Linked DNA regions of Homo sapiens: regions 2, 3, 4 and 5 are each linked to region 1. The links are chromatin contacts, found by Hi-C or POLR2A ChIA-PET in ENCODE. All regions are on one chromosome and are shown on one strand. Each heading gives the region's core, a stretch centred on a gene start or an enhancer-like site at or near the end of the contact. The rest is flanking DNA. Distances are from core to core; before and after follow the strand shown.

Region 1 (2,823 bases), core at 167-2,666:
CTGACCTCAGGTGATCCACCCACCTCGGCCTCCCAAAGTTCTGGGATTACAGGCGTGAGCCACCGCACCCGGCCAGTAATGGCTAATTTTATTGAGCATTTAATGATGCGTTAGACACTGTTCTAAAGACTGCACATGTATTTTTCATCAACCCTATAATGTATTTTTAAAATGCGGTAGATTTCTCTTTTACCCAGGGAGAAAGGAGAACTTAAGGGAATGGCTTGGATCTGATCACATGGCTAATAAATGGTAGAACTTCGACTCATTGAGTTGATGGGCCTCTTAACCATTGTACCTTTGCTATTCAAAGTGTGGTTTGTAGACTAACGGTATCAGCATCAAATTGTATTTCAGATACAACTTCAGACCCAGTTAATCAGAATTTGCATTCTAAAGAGATCCCAGGTGATTTGTAGTCTTCATAGACAGTGTCTACAAACTTTTCTGGAATGCTTTTGCTATTTTAAAATGAAGATCACTACCACCCATGGATTTTTATAGCCTTTCTCATCATCTTTGATCTATTAAGCACTTTGAAAATTACACTACAATTTAATGGCACAGAAAAGAATGAGTTTTGTGGACATTTTAATTTTAGAAAAATGTCATTGTAAGTGAATAACAATTTTCTCCGAAATAAGCAGCTTACCTTAGAAGTTAGCTTGGGACTGATTGATGTGAGTCCCCGAGAGATAGCCCTTTTGCTGAATCAGACAGATCTTTCATCTATCTCTAAAAAGTACCATCTACTCCAGGAAACCTGGCAGTTTCTACTACCTTTATCTGCATTGCTTTGCTTGTGACAGTCCTTTGCATATATGATGGCCTTTTTCAGTGCTTTCTAAAGCTATTTTTAATACAAATGAAGGATTTGAATTTAAATTAAAATCCAGCTGCACACATTATTATTAAAGATAATTTCGTTGTGGAGAAAATCTAATCAGTAGATATTTTTATTGATGTTAATGTGCCAATTCTCAGACAATAGGAGTACATCTTTTTTTATAAAGAAATCATTTTAAAATTGATCCTAATTTCAGAAACCTTAAAATATGAAAACAACATTTTAGAGTTAAGGGTTTAGCTAATTAAATGTTTTCCAAATTTAATCTTAGTGTTTCTTCAATAGGGAGACACTGGTATATCTTAAAAAGAGCCCTGGACTAGGAGGCAGAAGATCTGAGTGAAATCCTGATTCAGACACTTATAGGCTGTATGACTTTGCGTAGGTCATTTAACCTTTTGGAGACTCCTTCATCTTGTCTGCAAATAAAGATAAAACACGAGAATTAAATAAGGATTGAAACTTGCGGTTTTCTGTTTCACTCATTTCTGTAACAGGTTTCATGTTTTACTTTCATTTTCACTGCTTCTCAAAGTGTAGTCTGAGTTATAAGATTCCTCTTTCATGTAATTTTTTTTTATATTTCTTACAAGTTTTTTTGGAATTATGACCACAGACCATAGCTTGTAGAAAACATGTGATATTTCAATGCTTTTTGTAATACACTTTATTTTTTAGTGCACTTTTAAGTTCACAGTAATACTGAACAGAAAGTACAGGGAGATCCCATATACTCCCTGCCCTCACCCATGCATGGCCTCCCCTGTCATCATCCCCCACCCCACCACAGTAGGTCTATTGGTTACAAGTCAGGAACCTACATTTACACAGCACTATCCCCCAAAGTAATTATTATAATTTACCTTAGGATTAACTCTTGGTATTGTATTTTCTATGTGTTTGGTAAATTTTATAATGACACGTACCCACCATGACAGTAACATATAGAGTAGTTTCACTGCCCTACAAATCCCCTGTGCTCCACCTGTTCACCCCTCTCTCCCTACAACCCCTGGCAAGCACGGATCTTTTTACTGTCACCATAGTTTTGCATTTTCCAGAGTGTCATACAGTGTGTAGGCTTTTCAGATTGGTTTCTTTCACTTACGAATATGCACTTAAGTTTTTTAAGTGTGTTTTGATGGCTTGAGAGCTCACTTCTTTTTATTGCTGAGTAATACTGCCTTGTCTGAATGTACCACTGTTTATTTAACCATTCACCTACTGAAGGACGTCTTGGTTGCTTCCAAGTTTCGGCAATTATAATGTAGCTGCTGTAAACGTTGGTTTGCAGGTTTTCATGTGGACATTAAGTTTTCAGTTCCTTTGGGTAAATAACAAGGAGTGTGATTGCTGGATCATATAGTATGTTTAGTTCAGTAAGAAACTGCTGAACTGTCTTCCAAAGAGGCTGTAGCATTTTGCATTCCCACCAGCAATGAATGAAAGTCTGTGTTTTCTCCACATCCTTGCCAGTGTTGGGTGTTTTCAGTGTTCTGGATTTGAGCCATTCTAACAAGCGTATAGTGGTATTTCATCGTTTTAATTTGCATTTGCCTGATGACAATATATAATATGAAACATCTTTTTATGTACTTGTTTGCCATCTGTATGTTTTCTTTAATAAGGCATCTGTTAAGATCTTTGGGCCATTTTTAAATTGTTTTTCTCTTATTGTTGAGTTTTAGGAGTTATTTGTATATTTTAAGTAACAGAACTTTATCAGATATGTCTTTTGCAAATATTTTCTCCTTGTCTATGACTTATCTTTTTGTTCTCTTGATATTTCTTTTCTTTTCTTTTTCTTTTTCTTTTTTTTTTTTTAAGACAAAGTCTCGCTCTGTCACCCAGGCTGGAGTGCAGTGGCATGATCTCAGCTCACTGCAACCTCTGCCTCCTGGGTTCAAGCAATTCTCCTGCCTCAGCCTCCCGAGTAGCTGGGACTACAGGCGTGCACCACCATACCCAGCTAATTT
Region 2 (2,823 bases), core at 232-2,731, 1.2 Mb before region 1:
ATGTAGCGTTTTAATGAATTCACATTTGGAGAAAAAAGTCACAGACTTTCAAAACTTACAGGAATTTGGCTGTCCTAGGGCAACTCCTCACTTAACAGCAAGAGGGGATGAGAAGGTTGAGTGACTCACCCAGGGAAGTGACTCACCCAGGGAAGGTCAAGTGACTCACCCAAGGTTACTTGGTAAGTAAAGAGAGAAGCCAGAAGCCTGGGGCCTCCTGACGGCTCCTGCTTCTCTTTTTACTAAGGTCTTCTGCCATGGGAAGAAACTCTGAATGTTAGCAACCATCTGGATGGTGTTAGTTGTATGTCTCTCTATGTATGTTGAAAAGAAAATGTTGAAGAATTGAATTTCTCCTGCTTATGGGTTGTGTCACATTTAATAGCGTTCTTTAAGAAAAAAACACGATTGCTCAATATGATTATATGAGCTCACCATAACCAATGACAGGCAGAAAATCCTGGGAGGATAGACACTAACACCACATTATCCTGTTGGGATAATATCCCAAATTCTGAATATAACTTTCTTTTACCACTTTAAAGGCCAAAAAATGGCTGTTAAATGGAGTATTTTTGTCAAACCAAGTTTTTAAAGTTTTCAGCAGCTGCTTCTGCTGGCTTTTATTAACTACTGAAGAGTCTTTTTTTTTTTTTTTTTTTGAGATGGAGTCACGCTCTGTCACCCAGGCTGGATTGCAATGGCGTGATCTCAGCCCACTGCAACCTCTGCCTCCCGGGTTCAAGCGATTCTCCTGCCTCAGCCTCCCTAGTAGCTGGGTTTACAGGCGCCCGCCACCGTGCCTGGCTAATTTTTGTATTTTTAGAAGAGATGCGGTTTCACCATGTTGGTCAGGCTGGTCTTGAACTCTTGATCTCATGATCTGTACACCTCGGGCTCCCAAAGTGTTGGGATTACAGGCATGAGTTACCGGACCCTGCCTACTCAAGAGTCTTAATTGAACATCAAAATCCTGGTTTTGTTTATAAGGAAAAAAAGTTAATGGTGCAACTAGGACTAATTCTTTGATTAATTTTTTAACCACTTCTACTTAGCAAGTATATGAAACACATTAAAGACTGATGCATCTGTTTTGTTTTTGTTTTGAGATCAGGTAGAAGATCTACAAAACTAGTTGGAGGCTGGAAAGAAATTTCAGATAGTGATACATAGAAATGTTCTGCCTTAACTCTGAATTTTTAGTCATGAAATAGTGCAAACTCTTAACATTACTTTTGTGGAGCTTTGTAGTCCATAAAAATAACATTGTTGTAGAGCCTCTGTATGCGTCAGCTGTGACTGAGTGTTTTGATGTCTTAGCAAAAGGCAGAGGAGTGCTTTCCTTTGAAATGTGTGAGGCGGTTTGAGATGCAGCTTCTCAGATGGATTTAATTAGTCCTTCGTAGAACTGGATGTCCGTTTGTTGCAACTGAATTCTCATTTCATTCATCCATAACTAGAAACACCTCGCTTCAAACGGGTTTCTTCAAAGAAAGAGGGGTTTAGGGTTCTATGTTGTACTGCTTTTTGATGTTGGTTTCCCTTTAACTGAGAAGACCTTATGTTTATACAACTGTTATTATTAAGAAAACACAGCTTTCTTCAGCGAGGTTCCTTTTGCATCAGCGCTGGTTCTTGGTGGCAGTCAGAGGTCTGTGGAATGGATCTCTGTCAGACTATCACAGCAGCTGTGTGTTTGCAGATTTTGCTTATGAGAGGCATGAACTGAAAATAGGCGTAAACTTGAGTAATTCCCTAAACCCAAAATATAAGATAGAAACCAGTAACTGAATCTGGTAACAGGGTAGTTGTTTGTTTCAGAAGCTTATATTAACCACAAAAACAAAGTGAATCAACTAACAAGGGTTACCATGACCCAAATAGTAATTGCATTTTGATTCACTTTGCCTACAGTGCACAGGTCAGGTCTGCTTCTCAATAAATATGTTGAAAGAATGAAATATATCCTTCATAGTAAAATTATGTTTTTTAAAAAATATGTCCTACTACTAATATTTTTTAAATTATCCCTAAACCTTCACATTTCATTAGAATAGCTACTTCAATTTACTCTGAAAAAACTGCTTTCTTGTCTTTCCAGTTTGTGTGTCCAGGGTCTGACGTGCTCCATCATCAAGGCAGCTTTTATCTTCTGTGTCCGTGATTCTAATTACATTTCAGGGGGTTGTGATCTCTCCCAGAATCCCGTTCATGCATTGTGTTTAGGATGAAATGCTTGAGGGGGTTTGGGGCTGTACACTCATGGGCACAGGTTTGCATATCTAAAACTTTCTTTGCTCTAACATCCTGATTTGTATAAAAATCCTAAAAGCAAATTTCAGACTTCTAATTATTCTTTGCCTTTAAGGAAAGACAAAATTAATTTAGACTGTTCAAGCTTAAAATTATCCCAAAGCCACAGATCACACTGAAAACACATAGTAATATAGCCCACAAATTATTTTGGTGTCTTGTTTCCATATTCCATCCAAGAGTCTGTAGAATCTGTAGGCTTATATTTCTGTCTTGTTTCTTAGCCATAACTGATCTTTTCCATCTTATTCACCAGACTCAGCACTGCGTAACTGTGGCAATTTCTGAAACTCAGTGGCAAGGGATATACCACCATTGAAGAGATTAAAAATAATCAACAAAGGCTTTAAAAAGTTTAAAAAATGTATTTGGAGCAATAATAGCAATAGGTCAGAAAAAGTTTTCACGGAAAGGGCCAATATACAATTAGGTTTCCATCTCTGTATTCTTGATTGTGTGTTTTATGTCTTGTGACTATCTTGTGGAGTTCCTAATTTTAAAAGAATTATG
Region 3 (2,823 bases), core at 219-2,718, 1.2 Mb after region 1:
CCTGATTACTGATGGAGACACAAATTCTGAACAACTGTGACTTCAGGGATGCTAAACACCATAGTGAGGCACGATGCGGGGATTTGAATCTTGGCCTGAGGGTTCCAGAGCTGTGGCCTTTTCTGGGGTTACTCTGTTAATTGATTTCTAGTCCTTTCTGATCTACAAGCCGCGGCATTATAACTTTTAGATGCTGAAGAAAACTAAACTATATGTCAAGGATTAAGGCTTGTGAACCCCCAAAATTTGGGACAGGTCTCAGTTAATTTAGAAAGTTTATTTTGCCAACGTTAAGGACGCGCAGCTGTGACACAGCCCCAGGAAGTCCAGATGACATGTGCCCAAGGTGGTTGGGGCACAGATTGGTTTTATACATTTTAGGGAGACAGGAGACATCAATCAACATATGTAAGTACACTGGTTCCTTCCAGAAAGGTGGGGACAACTCGGAAGCAGGAAGGGCTTCTAGGTCACAGGTAGATGAGAGACAAAAGGCTGCATACGAGTTTCTGATAAGCCTTTCCAAAGGAGACAATCAGAATATGCATCTATCTCAGTGAGCAGAAGGATGACTGACTAGAATGGGAGGCAGGTTTTGCCCTGAGCAGTTCCCAGCTTGACTTTTCCCTTTTGCTTAGTAATTTTGGGACCCTAACATTTTCACAGGCTTTAAATTTTATTATTCTTTAGTTACTACGTGCTAGCATATAAATAAATAGTACAAAACCAAGAAGGCATCCACCTTTTGGTTGTCTCTTCACGTGTAAAACAACACTTTGTGTTAAGTATCTTCACACACGGCGGCGCAAAGGTAGAAACCGATACTAAAAAAGCGTGTAGAAAATAGTTCCCAGCCTGGGCAACACAGGGAGACCTCATTTCTACAAAAATAATTCGCCAAGCATAGTGGTGCGCACCTGCGGTCCCAGCTACTTGAGAGGCTGAGATGGGAAAGTTGCTTGAGCTCGGGCAGCAGGAGTTCCAGGCTGCAGTGAGCTAAGAATGCGCCACTGGACTCCAGTATGGGCGACAGCGTGAGACCCTGTCTCAAACAAAAACAAAAGCCCGTTACTCCACCAAGAAGGCGCTTTTGCACATTGTTTTAATGCTTAACGCCTTCAGGATGCCAGCGTGACGGAAGCAAGTAACCACCAAGGCATCACCACTGGCGCTAAACTTCTCACTTCCGGAGTGCTGCAAGCGCAGAAAATATACGTCATGTGCGGAGGCGGAGCTTCCGCCCTGCGCGTCGTATTAGACGGAAACCGAGCGGGCCCATTTTTCATGGGTTTGCGGACCCACCAGCGAAGGCGGGAGGTGTCGCAGGGACATCTTCTGGCTGTTTCCGTCGCCTGCGTGGCCCTTGCACCCCGGTCTTCCATTAGCGGCGCAGACGTTTGGGCCTAAGCGCTGGGCGAGGCGAGGCCCTGCCCCTCCCCGCCAACGGCCATTCTCTGGACCTGTCTTTCTTCCGGGAGGCGGTGACAGCTGCTGAGACGTGTTGCAGCCAGAGTCTCTCCGCTTTAATGCGCTCCCATTAGTGCCGTCCCCCACTGGAAAACCGTGGCTTCTGTATTATTTGCCATCTTTGTTGTGTAGGAGCAGGGAGGGCTTCCTCCCGGGGTCCTAGGCGGCGGTGCAGTCCGTCGTAGAAGAATTAGAGTAGAAGTTGTCGGGGTCCGCTCTTAGGACGCAGCCGCCTCATGGGGGTCCAGGGGCTCTGGAAGCTGCTGGAGTGCTCCGGGCGGCAGGTCAGCCCCGAAGCGCTGGAAGGGAAGATCCTGGCTGTTGGTATCCTTAACGCCGCGTTGGGACTTGGGGTGCAGGGATTCGGGGCTGGATTCCTCGCGGGGCTCTGCCTTGGGCACAGTGGCATCTGCAGGATGATGGTCTTGGGTCGGGGTCGGGGTCGCTATAGAATCTCTGTCACTAGGTTTTCTAAGTACAGTCGTCCCTCGGTATCCCCGGGGCTTTGGTTCCAGCCCCTCCTCCGTATACCACGATGTTCAAGTTCCTTCAACTCCCTTATATAATGGCGTGGTATTTGCATATAAACTACCCACTTCCGTAATCTTTTAAATCGTTTCTAGCTTACTTGTAATGCCGAATGCAATGTAAGTGATCTGTAAATAGTTGTTATACTGTATTTTAAAATTTTTTGTAGTTTTTATTGGTATGTTTTATTTATTTATTTTTTTCCATCGCAAATATTTTTGATCCGTGGTAGGTTGATTGCGGAATCGGGTGATGAGGCGGGCCGCCCTGTCTGCTTTCCCCAGCTTTGCAGTCTTAGCGGCCTGTGCATCCTGGTTTGTCACTTTGTGGCAGTGCTTTATGTTCCTCTCTGCCTTAGTTCTCTCATCTGCAAAGTAGAGGTGGTGATAGTATCTACACACAGGATTGGAATGAGGAATAAAGAAATTGCCTACATGAGAGAAGTTTAGTGCGATTAATACAGTAAATCTTAAAGTTATTATCCTGTCCGGGAGGTCAGTAAGGAGAGCAGAGTAGACTTCGACGATTAGTTTTGCTTGAGTCTTGCCCCATTTATGTTTCTTAGAGGAAGGATAGTGTGGACAGGTGTTTTACCCATTTTTTAAATTGACTTTTTAAGGACTATTGTTTCTGTACATGTTTGGCTGGTTTTGTTTGTCATTGGAATTAAATTCTTTTTTCATTAGCAAAACGTGATACTGCTTTTGAAATTTTTATCTTTTTCTTTGTTATGTAGTCATTTTTTTTTTTTTTTTGAGTATCTATTCTGGCTCAGAATCTGGTGATACCTTACACCAATTTCCTAAATGGGGATCTATGAGTCTAGGG
Region 4 (2,823 bases), core at 156-2,655, 1.1 Mb after region 1:
AAGCGATACCCCCTGCCTTGGCCTCCCAAACCGTTGGGATCCCAAGGCGTTTGCCACCTCTCCCGGTCTGCTTTACTTCTTTTCAGACTTCACGATGCACAGTGTGTTCTTCACGGCAGCTGCACACATGCTGGTTTTCTTCAGAAACACGGAAAATGCCCCATAATGCAATCCCCAAGCAACCTGCTCTAGGTCATCTGGGTTTGTTTTTTTGAGACAGAGTCTTGCTCTGTCCCCCAGGCAGGAGTGCAGCGGCGCGATCTCGGCTCACTGCAGCCTCTGCCTCCCGGGTTCAAGAGATTCTCCAGCCTCAGCCTCCCGAGTAGCTGAGATTACAGGCGTCCGCCACCGCGCCCAGCTAATTTTAGTAGAGACGGGGTTTCACCATGTTGGCCAGGCTGGTTTTGAACTCCTGACCTCAGGTGATCCACCCGCCTCGGCCTCCCATGGTGCTGGGGTCAGGCGTGAGCCACCGTGCCAGGCCACTGTCGTCTGGGTTTTCATCTCTGGCTTCAGGTTCAGAGAGGGCAGGGTTTGAAGCCTGGCCCGGCCTCAGTGCCCTCAATGGCGATGGTGAAGATGACCGGCTAGAGGTGCTGCGCCCACGAAACGCCAGCTCTAGTGGCGTCCGGAGCGCCGGCTCCACCGGCTAGGCGGTCGGCGGAGTTCTAGGACGACAACTACTCACAAGGGCTGGGCGATCACCTCCCACGCCACGGGACGGAGACGCCACAGCCCCTTCAACTTTCAGTTACAAACGTTCGTGCCCTGTTACGTCCACAGCATTAAGCTGGCTGTCGTGGGGCAAACAAAAACGTTGAGTCCGAGTCTTACGGGGGGTCGGGTCAACAACCCCAGCAAACATGGAGAGAAAATTCAAAGCGGGTCTCACGGGCGTGCGGGGCTCGGCGGCGCTCGGGGCACGGGATCCGTTCTCTCCGCAAATGCGCGCTGCCGGGGCTGCGCCGCGGGCTGCCCCGGTCGACCCCTCTCAACTCCGAGGCTACTTCGAGCCAGTCACCCGGGACTGGCTGACGTGGTCCAGGTTGGCCCCGTCCGGCTCTCCCCGCCCGTACCAACCCCACATTCCGCCCTCCTACCCGGCAAAGCGGACGAAGCCCCCACCGGCTGGTGCCCGCGGGCACCGAACTTAGCGGAACGCCTCCCGGCTCGGACCAGACGCCCCTGAGGAGTGACGCCCGCGAGCCTCAAACGTCTCAGGCGGGCCTGCCGGGTGCTCTCCCCGTCTCCCAGGAAGCCGCCCGTCAGCCGGCGGCGCCAACCGCCACCGCCGCACTTACCCGGGAAGGCAAAAGTGGCCGCGGGCACCCAACCGCCGTCACTCCCTTCAGGGAGCTGACTAGCGCGCTCGAAGCGACCGCCTCGCCTGCCCCGCCACAGCGTTCGGCTACGACGCACGCGCGCGCAGGCCACGCCCCCCGGGTGCGCGGGCCGGGCCGCAGAGCACGCCGGGAGCGTGGGTCTCCCAGCCCGCCACATCCCAGGGCTGTACGCGCGGACTAGCGGAGCTAGGGGAAGGTGCCAGGGTGGCCGCCGCCTCAGTAGCACGCGGACGGCTGGAAAGTCAGCCCCCGTTTCCGCCTCACCCAGGATTGCTCCACTCGGGGCCTTTCCGCATCCCAGCCACCACTCCATTCCGAGGCGCGATCAGCTCTGACCAGTCTTCCTCACACCCATAGTCGATTCGTTACTCCCGTTAAGGTCAAACGCTGACAGAAACCAGCCGCTTCGCACACTTCTACATGGGGTCAAGCCCCCTGTTATCTTTGCGGGGATGATTGTAACAATCACTTAAATGGTCGCTTCGTACCATCTTGCCCCCGCCTGGGCCTTGTCGGCGACGCCGCAGCCACGTGGATGCTGTGGAAGCCTGTCCCCTGGATCTTCCAAAGGCTCCGCGCTCATTGCCACAGCCAGCGGCCGGCAGTGGCCTAGGCTGTTGCACGCGATCGGTCCCCCACATCTCCCCTCTCCATCTGGCTCCTTTCCCTGGAAGCCCAGGGCAGCCCACACTTCGCTGTCCTCACCCCCACTCACCAGGCGGGACCCCACGACGACCGGCTTTTGTCCTGGCTGCTCCCTCCCAGCGTGGGCCGCGTCTCCTCGGGGTCGACAGGGCGCGTGGTTTTCACAGCGAGGCCTCCCCTGATCACCTCCCCGCTCTTCCTGTCCTTCCCCGGTCACCTCACGAGCTATGGATGTATCTGTGTCTCCTCACTGCGCTATAAGCTCCCAGGTGAAGAAAGGGTTGCTTTTTGTAAATTTTTGTTTTAACCGTGAACCTCTTGTGTATGAATAATGCTCAGAAAAAAAAAAATTTCTTAAATGAATGAATCTTCCCCAAGCCCAGTGCAGTTGGCACCTGCCCTCTTTTCTGTCACGGTACATACAAGGAAATACATTCCACAAAACCACATAGTCGCTGTCATTTATCACAAGTGTTTCCCCAAATTACAAAGTCTTAATACTTCTTTGTCTCCTAATTTTTTAGCTGTGTTTTTAAAAAACATTTCTTTACATGCCATAAAATTCACTCATTTGAAGTGTACCATTCAATCATTTTCAGTAATTTTAAAACCATTTGCAACCATCACTATAATTTAAGAACATTTCCATTATCCCCCTGAAAAGTATTTGCACAGTTATAGTTGAGGTAGGAGATCAGCAGGACTTTCCAAGCACTGATCACCACCTGCTGAGCAAAACAGGATCTGGTCAGAACAGGATGCCCTAAAAAAACGGCCAAAACTGCCCTAAAGAAACAGGCCCAAGCCAGCTAAAACCAGGATGGTGACCAAAGTG
Region 5 (2,823 bases), core at 210-2,709, 1.0 Mb before region 1:
AAACCGTGACTCACACAGGAAGAGAGTTATTCTCTATTCTCCCTCCTTCCTTCTGATTGCATTGGGGCTGAAGTCTGCACTTGGTGGTGGTGTGTGGGCCCCACCCTCTAACATACCGGCCAATCTCTCCTTGAAGCTAAGAGAGCTCAGAGCCTTGGCCAGCAATAGTATCTAGCTGGGATTTAGTATGATTATTTCACTTTCAGTTACCCTGTATTTACAGTAATGATGCGTTGTTTCTCCTTTAAATACATTCATGTTAAAAATCTATTTAAATAAAAATGTCAAGTAAATAAGGTAATACCTAGATGTGGCAAAAAAATATCATAAAGGTGTGACATAAATGTCTGGAGCTTAGGAAACTGACTCTATCAACATAACCTGCACTTAAGCTACAGGGCCATTGGAATTAGCACTACAGAAAAAGAAATCAGCACAGGAAGCCATGATTTAAGCACTGAAAAACATTACTTTTGTATTTTTGCTTTACCACATTAGCTTGAAACTGGAAATTAAATGGCAAGAAGTAATATAAATTTTAATACATTTTAATGATCCCTAGAGATTCACTGAATGATTGAATGCTCACTAAATGTATATATATACACACACACACACACACACACCCATACATATATACATATACATATTAACCATTTGATAGTTGCAAATTAAGTTGTTGTGCATTTTTTTGTATCACCTTGTCAAGAGGGTGGGCAGATAACTATCTCCATTTTATAGATGAACAAACTGAGACCCAGAGAGGCTAAGTGACTGCTGTTAGGTTTTAAGAAGGGCTGCTCAGATAGAATAAAAAGGTGCTTAGAGCCACGCAGATATAACGAGAACACTCACTCTGCATATCAACATCTCAAAATAGGTTCTGGAAGCCTGAACGTTTCAGGGCCAAATGAGAGATGCATTTGATCATTTTACAACTACTTAACTGGGTGCTTCGTAACTGCCCGACAGCAATGGAGATACAAAACTGGGACCAAAGACTCGGCTCCAACCTCAAGAAGCCTCCAGGCTCTCTGAGGAGATTTACCAAGTGCATGATAAATAAAACAGCAAGTGCTTGGGTAAAAAGTGAGTTGTCAGGGAGCAGACACCTGCCCTGCCATCAAGATAGCTGGGCTGGAGGGTCTGTTCACCCAGCCCTGCGACTCACCACATCCCCTCTTCTCTGGGACATCCTGCCCAGTGCTCTGCGAGGAAACACGTCCCCTCACTACATCCTGAAACAAGCAGTGCCAGGGATGCAGCTGACCATTAGCAACCGGTATCATTTTTGCATTAGAAGAGGAAAACCTAAACAGTTGCTTAAAATTCAAACCCTTAACTAAAAAAATACATGGAATGCTTGCTTGGTGGCTGATGCCATGGCTCAGGAAGTCACATCATGTCCCCCAACTTGGTAGCTCCTGAAGATCTCATCGTGAGTTCTGTGTTTCAGATTTCACCTTCTGTTTCCTTAAGTTAGGCCCAGTGCTTTGGCCTTGATAATTAAAATGCAAAATGTGTAGAGAAAGAGGAAGCTGATTTCTCCATTCTGCTTTACAGAGTATTTTCTACTTTACTTGGGGGTGGGGGAGGAAGAACAACATGAACTGGAAGCCAAACGAACTCTGGGTTTTATCCCCTTAATAGAAATTCCAGCAGTTTACAGACTGTGGGATGACAGAAAAATCAATACAACGATTATATAAGCCAAGTCTTCAAGAAGACTCGCTGTAGCTGGGTCACTGGAGGAGAACTGAGACTTGGGACCTGTCCCAGGCTGACAGATGGCTGGAAAGGTCATTAGAAGGGAAACCTGTAAACCTCACCTCCTTCCCCTGCTACACAAGTAGATTCATAAAAACTAAAACTAAGCCCTCTTCAAAAAGCTATTTCTGGAGTAAAATCTAGAAATTTAAAAAATGCATAGTGAAGCTATTCAACTCCCCAACATTATAAAACTAGAGATATGCATGAAATTATCTTACCATTGTTATTGAAAATTATACTGATAATGACATGTAATAAACAGAAAAAGAGAAGTGAATAACACTGGACAGATATTAGCTAGTTGCTGCCTTTAGGTCTTATACATAGGCTGAGTGATTGAAATAAGATATAGCCCCTGATTCTGAAATAAAGGTATTTCTCTTAAGAAACGACTAAGGCACTGCTTCTGTGATATCTGTGTTTAACACCCAGGATGCCAGCTAAAAATGCATATTCCAGCTGGGCGTGGTGGCTCATGCCTGTAATCTCAGCACTTTGGGAAGCCGAGGAGGGTGGATCACAAGGTCAGGAGATCAAGACCATCCTGGCTAACACGGTGAAACCCTGTCTCTTCTAAAAATACAAAACATTAGCCGGGCGTGGTGGCGGGCGCCTATAGTCCCAGCCACTCGGGAGGCTGAGGCAGGAGAATGGCGTGAACCCGGGAGGCGGAGCTTGCAGAGAGCCGAGATGGCGCCACTGCACTCCAGCCTGGGCGAAAGAGCGAGACTCCGTCTCAAAAAAAACAAAAAAAATAAAAAAACAACAAAAAAATGCATATTCCCTGACCTGACCTAACCCACGAAGCCAATCCCTTCTGGGGAGAATCTGGGCATCTCTACTTTAACAAGCTTCCTCAGTGATTCTGATAGACAAAATTAAAGTTTACAACCAGTCCCCTTCAACACACAGGGAGTTATGCATAGCCTATTCCTGCTCCACCCTGGCTGCCAACTGGAGCAAAGATTTAGTATCTTGTGGTTTTTGTTGGTCAGAAAACTCTGGGCCTTGCTGGTGGCCTATATAACTCAGATAAAGAAAAACCTGGAAGCA

Evidence for each region. A loop is a pair of places that touch in the nucleus more often than their neighbours do. ChIA-PET counts read pairs that join two places held with the same protein, here RNA polymerase II (POLR2A). Pooled maps may share reads with other maps.
Region 2: a loop to region 1 is called in a pooled map, with 30 times the contacts of the local background. The contact joins two enhancer-like sites. A Hi-C loop is called at or near these places in 2 of 37 single-sample maps with no recorded cell type and 11 of 50 pooled maps.
Region 3: a map of naive thymus-derived CD4-positive, alpha-beta T cell shows a loop between it and region 1 (4-fold over the local background). The contact joins the promoter of ERCC5 here to the enhancer-like site in region 1. A Hi-C loop is called at or near these places in 1 of 168 maps with a recorded cell type or tissue (naive thymus-derived CD4-positive, alpha-beta T cell), 1 of 37 single-sample maps with no recorded cell type and 9 of 50 pooled maps. POLR2A ChIA-PET finds 5 or more read pairs at or near these places in 1 of 52 experiments (naive thymus-derived CD4-positive, alpha-beta T cell).
Region 4: a loop to region 1 is called in a pooled map, with 5 times the contacts of the local background. The contact joins the promoter of TEX30 here to the enhancer-like site in region 1. A Hi-C loop is called at or near these places in 2 of 37 single-sample maps with no recorded cell type and 8 of 50 pooled maps.
Region 5: a loop to region 1 is called in a pooled map, with 4 times the contacts of the local background. The contact joins two enhancer-like sites. A Hi-C loop is called at or near these places in 1 of 50 pooled maps. POLR2A ChIA-PET finds 5 or more read pairs at or near these places in 2 of 52 experiments (H1 and endothelial cell of umbilical vein).

What each region holds. Positions count from the first base shown.
Region 1 is chr13:101,625,780-101,628,602 of GRCh38, forward strand. All of the region lies in intron 7 of ITGBL1 (integrin subunit beta like 1), which reads left to right. Among named protein-coding and RNA genes, the nearest start is that of ITGBL1, 170 kb to the left of the region's middle. Within about 2 kb of position 1,417, at least 5 of the 41 ENCODE cell types and tissues checked have a DNase peak (open chromatin) inside an H3K27ac peak, as active enhancers do.
Region 2 is chr13:100,392,775-100,395,597 of GRCh38, forward strand. The region is part of intron 19 of PCCA (propionyl-CoA carboxylase subunit alpha); the gene reads left to right. It overlaps LOC124903201 (a long non-coding RNA gene), which reads left to right. Exons shown (of 2, transcript XR_007063854.1): 2 at 79-2,823. Among named protein-coding and RNA genes, the nearest start is that of PCCA-AS1, 87 kb to the right of the region's middle. RefSeq lists enhancers at 1-732, 1-295. Within about 2 kb of position 1,482, at least 6 of the 41 ENCODE cell types and tissues checked have a DNase peak (open chromatin) inside an H3K27ac peak, as active enhancers do.
Region 3 is chr13:102,844,564-102,847,386 of GRCh38, forward strand. It overlaps ERCC5 (ERCC excision repair 5, endonuclease), which reads left to right and starts at 1,469. Exons shown (of 15, transcript NM_000123.4): 1 at 1,469-1,791. The coding sequence starts at 1,704. All of the region lies in intron 9 of BIVM-ERCC5 (BIVM-ERCC5 readthrough), which reads left to right. RefSeq lists enhancers at 399-1,223, 808-857, 1,068-1,857, 1,224-2,046 and a silencer at 2,208-2,257.
Region 4 is chr13:102,772,381-102,775,203 of GRCh38, forward strand. It overlaps TEX30 (testis expressed 30), which reads right to left and starts at 1,406. Exons shown (of 6, transcript NM_138779.5): 1 at 1,302-1,406. RefSeq lists enhancers at 1,161-1,838, 1,839-2,516 and a silencer at 1,239-1,578.
Region 5 is chr13:100,609,077-100,611,899 of GRCh38, forward strand. All of the region lies in intron 17 of TMTC4 (transmembrane O-mannosyltransferase targeting cadherins 4), which reads right to left. Among named protein-coding and RNA genes, the nearest start is that of GGACT, 22 kb to the left of the region's middle. Within about 2 kb of position 1,460, at least 6 of the 41 ENCODE cell types and tissues checked have a DNase peak (open chromatin) inside an H3K27ac peak, as active enhancers do.